Regions from separate parts of the Homo sapiens genome. Here region 1 is linked to region 2. The links are chromatin contacts, found by Hi-C in ENCODE. All regions are on one chromosome and are shown on one strand. Each heading gives the region's core, a stretch centred on a gene start or an enhancer-like site at or near the end of the contact. The rest is flanking DNA. Distances are from core to core; before and after follow the strand shown. Region 1 holds the start of LINC00443 (long intergenic non-protein coding RNA 443). Region 2 holds the start of ARGLU1-DT (ARGLU1 divergent transcript).

Region 1 (4,799 bases), core at 251-2,750, 36 kb before region 2:
AGGCGGGAGTGCAGTGGTGCGATCTCAGCTCACTACAACCTCTGCCTCCCAGGTTCAAGCAATTATCCTGCCTCAGCCTCCCGAGTAGTTGGGATTACAGGCGCCCACCACCAAGCCCAGCTAATTTTTTGTACTTTTTAGTAGAGATGAGATTTTACCATGTTGGCCACGCTGGTCTTGAACTCCTGACCTCAAGTGATCTGCCCACCTCAGCCTCCCAAAGTGCTGGGATTATAGGCGTGAACCACCGCACACAGCCCACCCTTTCACTTTGGAAGTGACGGTGAGCAGCAAATAACCAGGACAAAGATGTGAAAGACAAAAGTGTAAAATACCATCTCTCAAGTTTATGGCCTAGTGGGAGTGAATAAAACAAACAAGTAATTATAGTATGAAGCATAATAATACCGGGGTCAGTAGAGATACAAAATCATTTAAGAGAAAGAAATTCATATTTATTGTGTGACTTCTAAATACTGAGCATTACACATGTGTTTTCAAGAGTTCTCAAAGAGAAATTATTATCCCTGCTGGAAAAATGGGAAAACTAAGGGTAATCAAGCTCATTTCCCCAAGAGTATGTAACAAACAAATAGCAAAGTCAGAGACTGAGCCATGATTTTCTGGCACGCTCTTTCCCCGTACAATGTGCTGGAAACGCAGAAGGGGCCACATCTGACCGAAGCAGCTTTGCAAAGTAACTGGCATTTGAGATGGTCCTTGGCAGACAGGATCTCAAAAGCTGAGTTGAGAATCAAGAGGGAATTCCAGGCAAAGAGATAGGCTTGAACAAACATTGTCGAGATGGAGAATGTAAGACATGTTCAAAAGAAAACATTTTGTCTGAATTTTAGAAAATACAGGATAGTGTAGATGCACTTGGACCTGGACCCAGAATACATGGGTCCTAATCACCACTAGGTCACTGAGGTGTAAGCCCTGAAATTGGGGTTCAATATTAAGTGAGGCTTTGACATCTGATAAAATCAGGCTTCAAATGACCACAAGTTTCCCTCCCCACTCTGCTCTGACAGGTAAGGTCCCCTAGCCAAAAACACTAATTCACCAGGGGACCAGGCACAGTTCCTGCTTATCTTTGGGTAGTAGGTTTTGGTTCCCTGCCAGCCTACAAAATTAGTCATACACCCCCATGAACACAGCCACTCACCCCCATGAACACAGCAAAAACGGGGGCCAAGTCCCCTTCTTGTTACTACAAACCCACCTTTCACAGGCCCTGGCTGTTCACTCTGTTCTTGAACCATCGCGTGGCCCTGTGGGCTGTCCGCTGTCTTCTTCCCTAGGCTGTGAGCATATGTGACAACTAAACTGCATTCTGCCCCACTTTTCTGGGATCCAGCGTCATCTGTTTGGCGATCTTCATAATCCTAGTGTAGGAATCCTTCCCTCAAAACAGCGTGACAAGGAGACAAATAACCACTCTTAGCCATGCGCCTTTGGGGAAGCTGCTTCACCTCTGTGTGCGTCTGTTTCCTCACCTGTGGAAACACATGTGATCATAATGCCTATTTCATAAGTCTCCTATAAGTGCCATAGATGTTCGGTGGCTGTTAATCATGGGTGGCCCTGATATTTTAAAATATTTAATTCTTACCACAAACCAATAATGTAGATATAGTTATTATCATCATTATCATTTTTTACTACCAATGAGGAATTTGAAGCAGAGAGCAGGGACATAACTTGCCGCAGATCCCACAGCTAAGTGGCTGAGCCATAATTGAGATTCAGGCAGTCTGGTTGCCGAGCCTTTATTAGTAGAGAGATGACTGAGAGGTCCCCAAATCCACCCACTTAGTATTGGCGGCAAGGACACCCTGCTTTCTCTTTGCTATTGCACTTACCAAGTTGAATTGTAATTCCTTGTTAATTTTCTGCTACTGTCATTTGAATGTGCATTCCCTAAAGTCAGGGACATAATTCGCTGTTGATTTAATGGAATCTCTAGTCCATTATCTAAAACAGTGCTCAGCCCACTGTGCAGGCCTGGCCACCTCTTCCTGAACAACAGAATGAGTGACTTCTCCATGGCCAGATTCCTGGGGCTCTTCACATTTCTGCTGCTGCTGAGTCTCTGCATGATTTGACTCTGCTGACTGCACTTCTTTGGAAACTAGTCCTGATTTACAAGGTCCTGAATTACTCCCTTGCATTCTCCTTTGAGGCCTTTTCCACCCGTCCCTGGTAGAATTTCTCTAAAGCTCTGTCCTAAGCCATCTTCTATCTATTTACATCCTTTCTCAGGAAACTTGCAGCTATGGTGGAAAGGCTCCCTTTTATGCAGTTGACTTGAAAGTCTGTGTCTTTAACCCTCATTTCCTTCTACAGCCCTAAATGCAAAGTTCCAACTTTTGTCTCTCATCATCCAACCATCCCCACGAATTCAACATGCCTAATGTTAATTCCTCATTAGCCCCACACACTTGCGCTCAGATTCTCCTCCTTTTGCCCCTATACTTGTAAATAATGCCATCATTTCCTTCAACATTCAAGTTGAAAACACAGCATGCCCCCATTAGTAGCAAACCACCTGGAGATTTGATGGGCACTGTGCTTTCTACCCAAGCTCTCCTACCCTGAAACCCTTAACACAGAGCTTCATTGCCTCTTGCTTCCTTAGACTTAATGATTGCCATTAACAGGTTTCCCCACCTCCAGTTTTTCTCTGCGCTTTCCCACCCCCACATTACTGCCTGCTTCGCCATGAGCCAGAATCTCAGCTCTGAACATTGATGGAGGAGTTTGAGGATCAAATTAGATTTACAGTGTATTTGAAAATGGACCAGGAGATAAGAAAATAAAGATAGAATGCAGAGATGACCTCTCCAAAAAGGAAAATGTTGCTAGTGAGGGCAGAGAACATGAGAAATTAAGGGTATAAAGAAGGGATGGTGAGGCCGGGCATGATGGCTCATGCCTGTAATCCCAGCACTTTGGGAGGCCAAGGTTGGCAGATCACCTGAGGTCAGGAGTTCAAGACCAGCCTGGCCAACATGGCGAAACCCCATCTCTACTAAAGATACAAAAATTAGCCAGACATGGTGGTAGTCCCAGCTACTCAGAAGGCTGAGGCAGGAGAATCACTTGATCCCAGGAGGCAGAGGTTGCAGTGAGCCGAGATCACGCCACTGCACTACATACGGCCTGGGCAACAGAGCGACACTCTGTCTCAAAAAAAAAAAAAAAAAAGAAAAGAAACAGTGCCATCTGGAGCACAGGTGAGTGGATTCACTTTGGCCAAGAAAAGCCATGCTGGTTCTAGGTTTAGATTTGAAGCAGAGAGGACAGGAGCAATGTGGAGGCATTCTGAGATGGAGGGATAGCTGAAAGCATGTTGATCAGATGACCTTAATTTTTACAATGAAATGAGGTTTAATTTGTATGATGACATAGTGGAAGGTGTGGGTAAAATCAAGGACTTGAGAAAAGTGGAAAAAAAAAAACTAGTGTAGATAGTTTGAGGAATCTACCGAGATATGAACATGAAAATAATTCTGGTGTATGTGATCTCTTTTCCAAATTTCGAAGCTTAACTTGGTTGGTGGGATAAGTATGATACTCCAGGCCAGTCCTAGTTCCTCTACTCGGTTCTCAAACACTCCAGGAAGGCTCTGTATACACCAGGTTTATGTTAAGCCCTAGAATACTGAGCTAAGCTCGTGCCAGAATTTTCATGGGAAAAGATATAGCAAGAGTTGTTTATGACATAAACAAGCAGTTTGCTGCTTCCCACATATTAGGGAAACAGTTGGATTACACATCAGGGCCTGGAGACTTTAAACAATACTGCCAGGAAGTTAATGGAACTGGAACAAGGAAATTACTGTGACTCTGCACTCCATAAAATAAAGAAATGAATAAAAGTGCAATTTATCACTGGAGAAACAATGGAAGCTGAGCTGATAAAATAACCAAAGAAAGTATACGAACAATGTGATCTTGCTGGAATGGAGTCGATCATTTTGTGTTGAAGATTAATACTTCTCTCTAGAACTGCATAGGCGATCTAAACTTGGTGGGAGGAAAGGTCATTTTATAGCGCCTTTCTGACTGTAACTCAATCACCGTGTGTGTAAGTGTTATGGTATCTAAACCACATGAGTGAAGAATATATGTTGTCTCCTTTCAAAAGACCACTTTATAATTTTTTCATGTACATTTATTGAGCCTATCTCAATCTAAGTTAAGGGAGTCAAATAACAGAGTCTGCCTAGGAATTGAGTTATTGTTTTTGAAATTCTGTAAAATAAACTGTTTTTTTCTAACAGATAATTAACATTTCATGGAGTCTGGTTCCCTGCCTATGGGGAGCGGGCTGACTCACTGAACCACAATGGTATCGCCAGTTCCCCTCCCACCGACAGAGCGGTTTTGTGAAAGGCTAACGAGGTGGCCTTCGACAAAACTGCAAACAGAGCAGTTTCTCTCTTGAGCTCTTGGTTTCTTTGTCCCCTCCTTGCCTGTTCTCTGAGGTCATTTGCTATAGCAAACCATGCAAGATACACCCATCAACGACCAGGCATGGCAATGTCTAACCTGCCAGAGCTTGGACACTCACATGGCTGCTTCAGCCTTCCCAGAACTCATCTGAAAGGCTCTCTTTCCCCACCTGTCTCCACTGCCTTGAGCCACCTTCAAGACCAGGTCTTATTTTTTCCAGCTGTCTCTGTGTATTAGTCAGGGCTCTCTAGAGTGACAGAACTAACAGGATCGATAGATAGATAGATAGATAGATAGATAGATAGATAGATAGATAAAGGAGAGTTTATTAAGTATTA
Region 2 (5,047 bases), core at 279-2,778:
CCCAAATTACCAAGTTCAAGGGGCCATCTGATCCACACCAGGGGCCCAGAACTTTTCTCCATGGGAGTCTTTTGTGCCAAGCGAGTCTGAACTCTCCCCTGAAGACAATGGGAAACCTCTGACAATTTTTAATCAGGCAACTGATATTATTATAAAACAGCCATGTCTTCATGCTATCTTACCATTCTAATTCCTAGCATAGCATCTATCCATTCATTCGCTTGTTTTAAATGCCTGTCTTCCGGCTAAAATGTAAGTTCTGTGAGAGCAGGAACTTTGACTGTATTGTTCATCACAGATGCCTAGAAAATAACCTAGGTGGGACACTGCAAACGTTCCATAAATATTTTTCGATGAATAAAGATTCATATTTTAGAAAGCTTCCTCTGGTAGCTTTGTAAGAGCTGTGGATAATGGACTGAGGTAGGGGGGCGGGGTGGAAAGAGAGAGCAGAATTAGACACCAAGGCAAAAAGTAGGGAACATGCACGAATTTAACGCATGTCCACTTCCAAACAGGTTGTGATATTGGTGCTGGGAACTGAAGTACAGAAGCCTGGATCCACAACGTACGAGCCATGGGGACTTCCATACAAGGCATGCACAGGTATCGTACAGATATAGGACTTGGGGGTCGAATCGGGAAGTTGGGGAGGTGATGCAAACAGGTGGGAAGTCCAAAGAGGACTGGTACAAACAGAAGGATAAACCAGTGGGTGGGAATCATGGAGATCCGAGGACAGGGCACAGCATCTGTAGTAGGAAGTAGATGCAACACTCCCCGCAGCCCCATCCCCCCAAAGAAAGGCAGACCCAAGAAGAAAAAGCCTGAGAATAGAAACCTTGGAAGAATAAATGTATAAAAGGGGGCAGACAGATTAAAAGGAGTGAAAAAGGGGCGGTTGTGGCTGCTGTGATGCCCAGGCAGACGCTGTCATCCTCTCCACAGCTGAGAGTGTTGGTGGGTTGGGGGGTGGTTGTCAGGGCTCCCCACTGGGTCCCTTCCTGGAAACGGCTCCCAGCTGAAGACAGCCACCCTGCCCAAGTTCATAGCACCATCCCAGGGGCAGCTGCATCCAATGACTGGTGCACAAAGGTGGGATGCAGAGGCCTGGCCCCTTGCCTCATGGTGATACAGCTCTGGGAGGCCCTCCCAGGTCAGACTCCATGCAAGATTGACCGATTCCTCTGCTGCAACTGCAACAAAGCTCAACATCTCCTTCTGCCCAGTGTTACCGCGTTTACTCCTTTATAGGTATAAGCACTAAGATCACTCCCCAAAAAACTTCTCATGGAAATTTTTACCTGCAAGTCTATTTCCCAGAACTCAACTCAATACAGTTGGTGCCAAGAGTGATCCAAGAAGATGGACTCTGAAGTGGAACTGCAGAGCTGGCTCATCCTCCTGCTGGCTGGCAGTGAAGCCCCGGCCCTGGCTTGCCGGAGAAGTGCAAGTGTCAGAACTTTCACTGGTGATGACCTGGGGTGGGAAAGAGGTGGGAGAGAATACCCTGGTAGATGGCAATCTCCCAGGCTTTTGGGAGTTAGAGAAATTACCAGTCCTGAGAACAATGGACTCTAATGGCTCTGGCTGAGTCACTGGAGGCATTAGAGAAAGACAAAGTGAGGCTCAGGGCTGTGAATCATCATTGAAAGGAAAGTGTGAAAGGGAGAAAGCCTCACTGGAGGCATCGGAAGAGACTCATCTCCTGTAGCAGGAGGACTGAAAAATCTAAGGATAAGGCCCAGGAATTAATTATAAGAATAGCAGCACTTCAAAAAAATTTGAATTCTTAGCTCTGGTTAGTCTGGTTATGGCTATGACAATGTCAGGGGCCTATTAGGGATGAGAGAGACAACAGAATTAATGCTCTCAAAACCTCAACTCTTGAGGTTGGGCACAGTGGCTCACTCCTGTAATCCCAGCACTTTGGAAGGCCCAGGCAGGCAGATCACCTGAGGTCAGGAGTTCGAGACCAGCCTGGCCAACATGTGAAACCTGGCCTCTACTAAAAATACAAAAAATTAGCTAAGCGTGGCAGTGTGTGGCTGTAGTTCCAGCTACTCAGGAGGCTGAGGCTGAGGAGAATCGCTTGAACCTGGGAGGTGGAGGTTGCAGTGAGCCAAGATCACACCACTGCACTCCTGCCTGGGTGACAGAGTGAGACTCTATCTCAAAACAAAACAAAACCTCAACACTCCATTCAGAGCCCTCCGGGCCTACAGAGGTGGCCCTGACCTCCCTGTGAGAGGCTGTGCTCTGCCCTTGCTTGAACATGGTATAGGAATCTCTGCATTGCAAGACAACACAGTGCTCCTCAGGACCCACCCCCACCTCCTGCCTTGACCAGACCCATCACTAGAGTCAAGTGAGACAGCATGTGGAGGGGAAATGCAGAGCCTGCTGAGCAAAGGAAGGAACCATGTGCCTAAAGGCGGCAGGCCAACGTGCAATGGCCAAAGCCAGAGACTCTTCATGGGACTGAATGAGGGGGATGAATCAAAGCAGGGGAAGCATGAAGTTGGAAAATGATGAGTTTATTTATATGGGCACAGTCTACTGTAATAGATGATTTGCCACCCTGGCAAGGACTCTGGGAGATGTTTTCATCACACTGCTAGGATGACTCCTGGAACTTTGGAGAAAATTACAGCCCACATTAAGTAAAGATGAAATGCCACAAGTGTGTGATAGATGATGGAAGAAGAAATAAAACAGATCTTAATCCTTGAGTCAGTTTATCTGACCCAGAATCCACTAATTCAAAGGGAGGTCAGGTTCTCAGGAGCACCCATGGCAAGGGAACACAGTTATGGTTCCAATGGTTCTTTGCCAAATGTGCCTGTGGTCACTTGTTTAAACAACTATACAGTGGAAAAGCAGAATATGCAAACATTTTGAGAAATGCTGGACACAGGGCCTGAGCTGACATTCACACCCAGAGAACTCGGGATTCCTTAGGGCCCTCTATTGGAGTAGGGTGCTTGTGGGCCAGGAAATAAATGGAGTTTCAGCCCTGATCTGGGTTCCAATGGTCCATTTGACTGAAATGCAAGTCAAAACTACAATGAGATATAATTCCACCCTGGTTAAAATGGTTTTTATCCAAAAAATTGGCAATAACAAATGCTGGAGAGGATGTAGAGAAAAGGGGACCCTCTCATACACTTGGTGGGAAAGTAAATTAATACAACCACATTTAAAATACATTTAAAATGTACAAATACATTTAAAAATAACTACAATGGTATAATTGGGTTGTTTGTAACACAAAGGATAAATGCTTGAGGATATGGATACCCTACTTTTCATGATGTGATTATTTCATATTGCATGTCTGTATCAAACTATCTCATGTACCCCATAAATATATATACCTACTATGTACCCATAAAAATTTTTTTAAAAGAAGTGTGTAGAAGCTTTTTGAGATTTGCTTTAATATAATCTAGTTAGAGAAGCAAAGAGGGAGAGTTGTGGTGAATATAAGTGAAAATGAATTGGCCATGATAATTATGAAGTTGAGTAACGGGTACAAGGAATTTCACTTATATTTTCTCTACCTTGTATATATTGGAAATTTTTCATAATAAAAAGTTAAAAAGCAGAAAGGAAGTGGATATTGATAAATACTGTTTAGATGGCAAATAGAAAACCAGGAAGCCAAGGCTTACCTTTCCCTCATCCCACCATCTTCAGCACCAGGAGTATAGCAATAAACGAAACAGGTAGAAAATTTTGGCCTTATGAAGATTATGTTCAAGTGAAGAGAGACAGACAATAAACAAAATAATTAGAACTGGGTAGGTATTTTGTGTACCTGTGTGTAAATTTGCTTCTTCTTCTTTCCTCCCTTCAGGGTACAAGATGTAACCTTTGGAGCATATAACTGGTTCAGTGATTGATAAAGTGCAGAAAATATTATATGGAAGTACTAGGGTCACAGATTCCATATACAAGCTCTTCCTGCACCATGCTGTTAGGTGTCCCCCAATCTGACTATAAAGCAGGAATATAGTTTCCTCCTCTTCAAATCTTGCATGACTTAATGCAGGGAAAGTATCACACAAAGAGAACCGAAACCCAACTATACATTCCACTGGATTGGTTTTTACTGGAGGCTCTGCAACACGCCAGATGGTTAAGCAGCTCCATACCTACAGCCTCTGTCATTCGAGGTGGCTGGGAGGACCAGAGTCTCCCAAGCTATTAATCAAAAGCTCCATTATGTGTCATTGGCTCTGATTGGGTCATGTCTAGCTATTGTCACCAGATGAATACAGTGCACTGACTGATTTAGGACTAGATCTCATGCTCCCTCACTGAACTGAGGGCAGATTCTTGCTCACGGTCATGAACTAATCATGTATGAATGGCAGGACTTGTTTTGACAGTAGAGTTGACAGCAGTTGATGATGAATTTTAAAGAAATAATAGAGGAATGATTTTCAATAGGGGTGTCACCACTCAGAAGGGAGTTTTGAAAATTTATGGGATTATTTCTGATTGTCAAATCATTAAAGGGGAATGACTGGAATTGAGTAGTGAGGAGCCAGAGATGCCAGATATCATGCCAATGTGCAAAGGTGAAATAACCCTTTGTCCTACACAACTTTTGTAAATCTCGTCCAAAATTAGGACTGAATGTATGGATGGTCTACAACCTGGTAGAGTTGCAAAGAAATGTGTTTTCTATGACACTCCATACCACTCTGACCCACATCATAACAAAAAATTCTTTTTATCTATATTTACAAATAATAAGGTTGCCCTTATTTATAAGATTACCATACTTCCTCATTTTTGTCACTTTAATGGCCTGAGTCTGTAACCTATTGTCTTAGTCTGCTCAAATTGCTATTAAAAAAAATCACAGACTGGGTGACTTAAACAAAAGAAATGTATTTCCCACAGTTGTTGAGGCTGGAAGTCCAAGATCAAGGTGCCAGTAAATTAGGTTTTATTCTAAGACCTCTTTTCTTGGCTTGTAGGAGCAGCCGTTTCACTGAGTGCTCATATGATCTCTTGCTTGTGTGCACCTGGGTTG

Evidence for each region. Hi-C counts contacts between places; a loop is a spot of excess contacts on that map.
Region 1: a loop to region 2 is called in a map of endothelial cell of umbilical vein, with 3 times the contacts of the local background. The contact joins the promoter of LINC00443 here to the promoter of ARGLU1-DT in region 2. A Hi-C loop is called at or near these places in 2 of 168 maps with a recorded cell type or tissue (endothelial cell of hepatic sinusoid and endothelial cell of umbilical vein).

The regions. Positions count from the first base shown.
Region 1 is chr13:106,650,581-106,655,379 of GRCh38, reverse strand. LINC00443 (long intergenic non-protein coding RNA 443) reads right to left here and starts at 1,500. Exons shown (of 3, transcript NR_047026.1): 1 at 1,226-1,500.
Region 2 is chr13:106,614,291-106,619,337 of GRCh38, reverse strand. ARGLU1-DT (ARGLU1 divergent transcript) reads right to left here and starts at 1,528. Exons shown (of 4, transcript NR_051977.1): 1 at 1,305-1,528.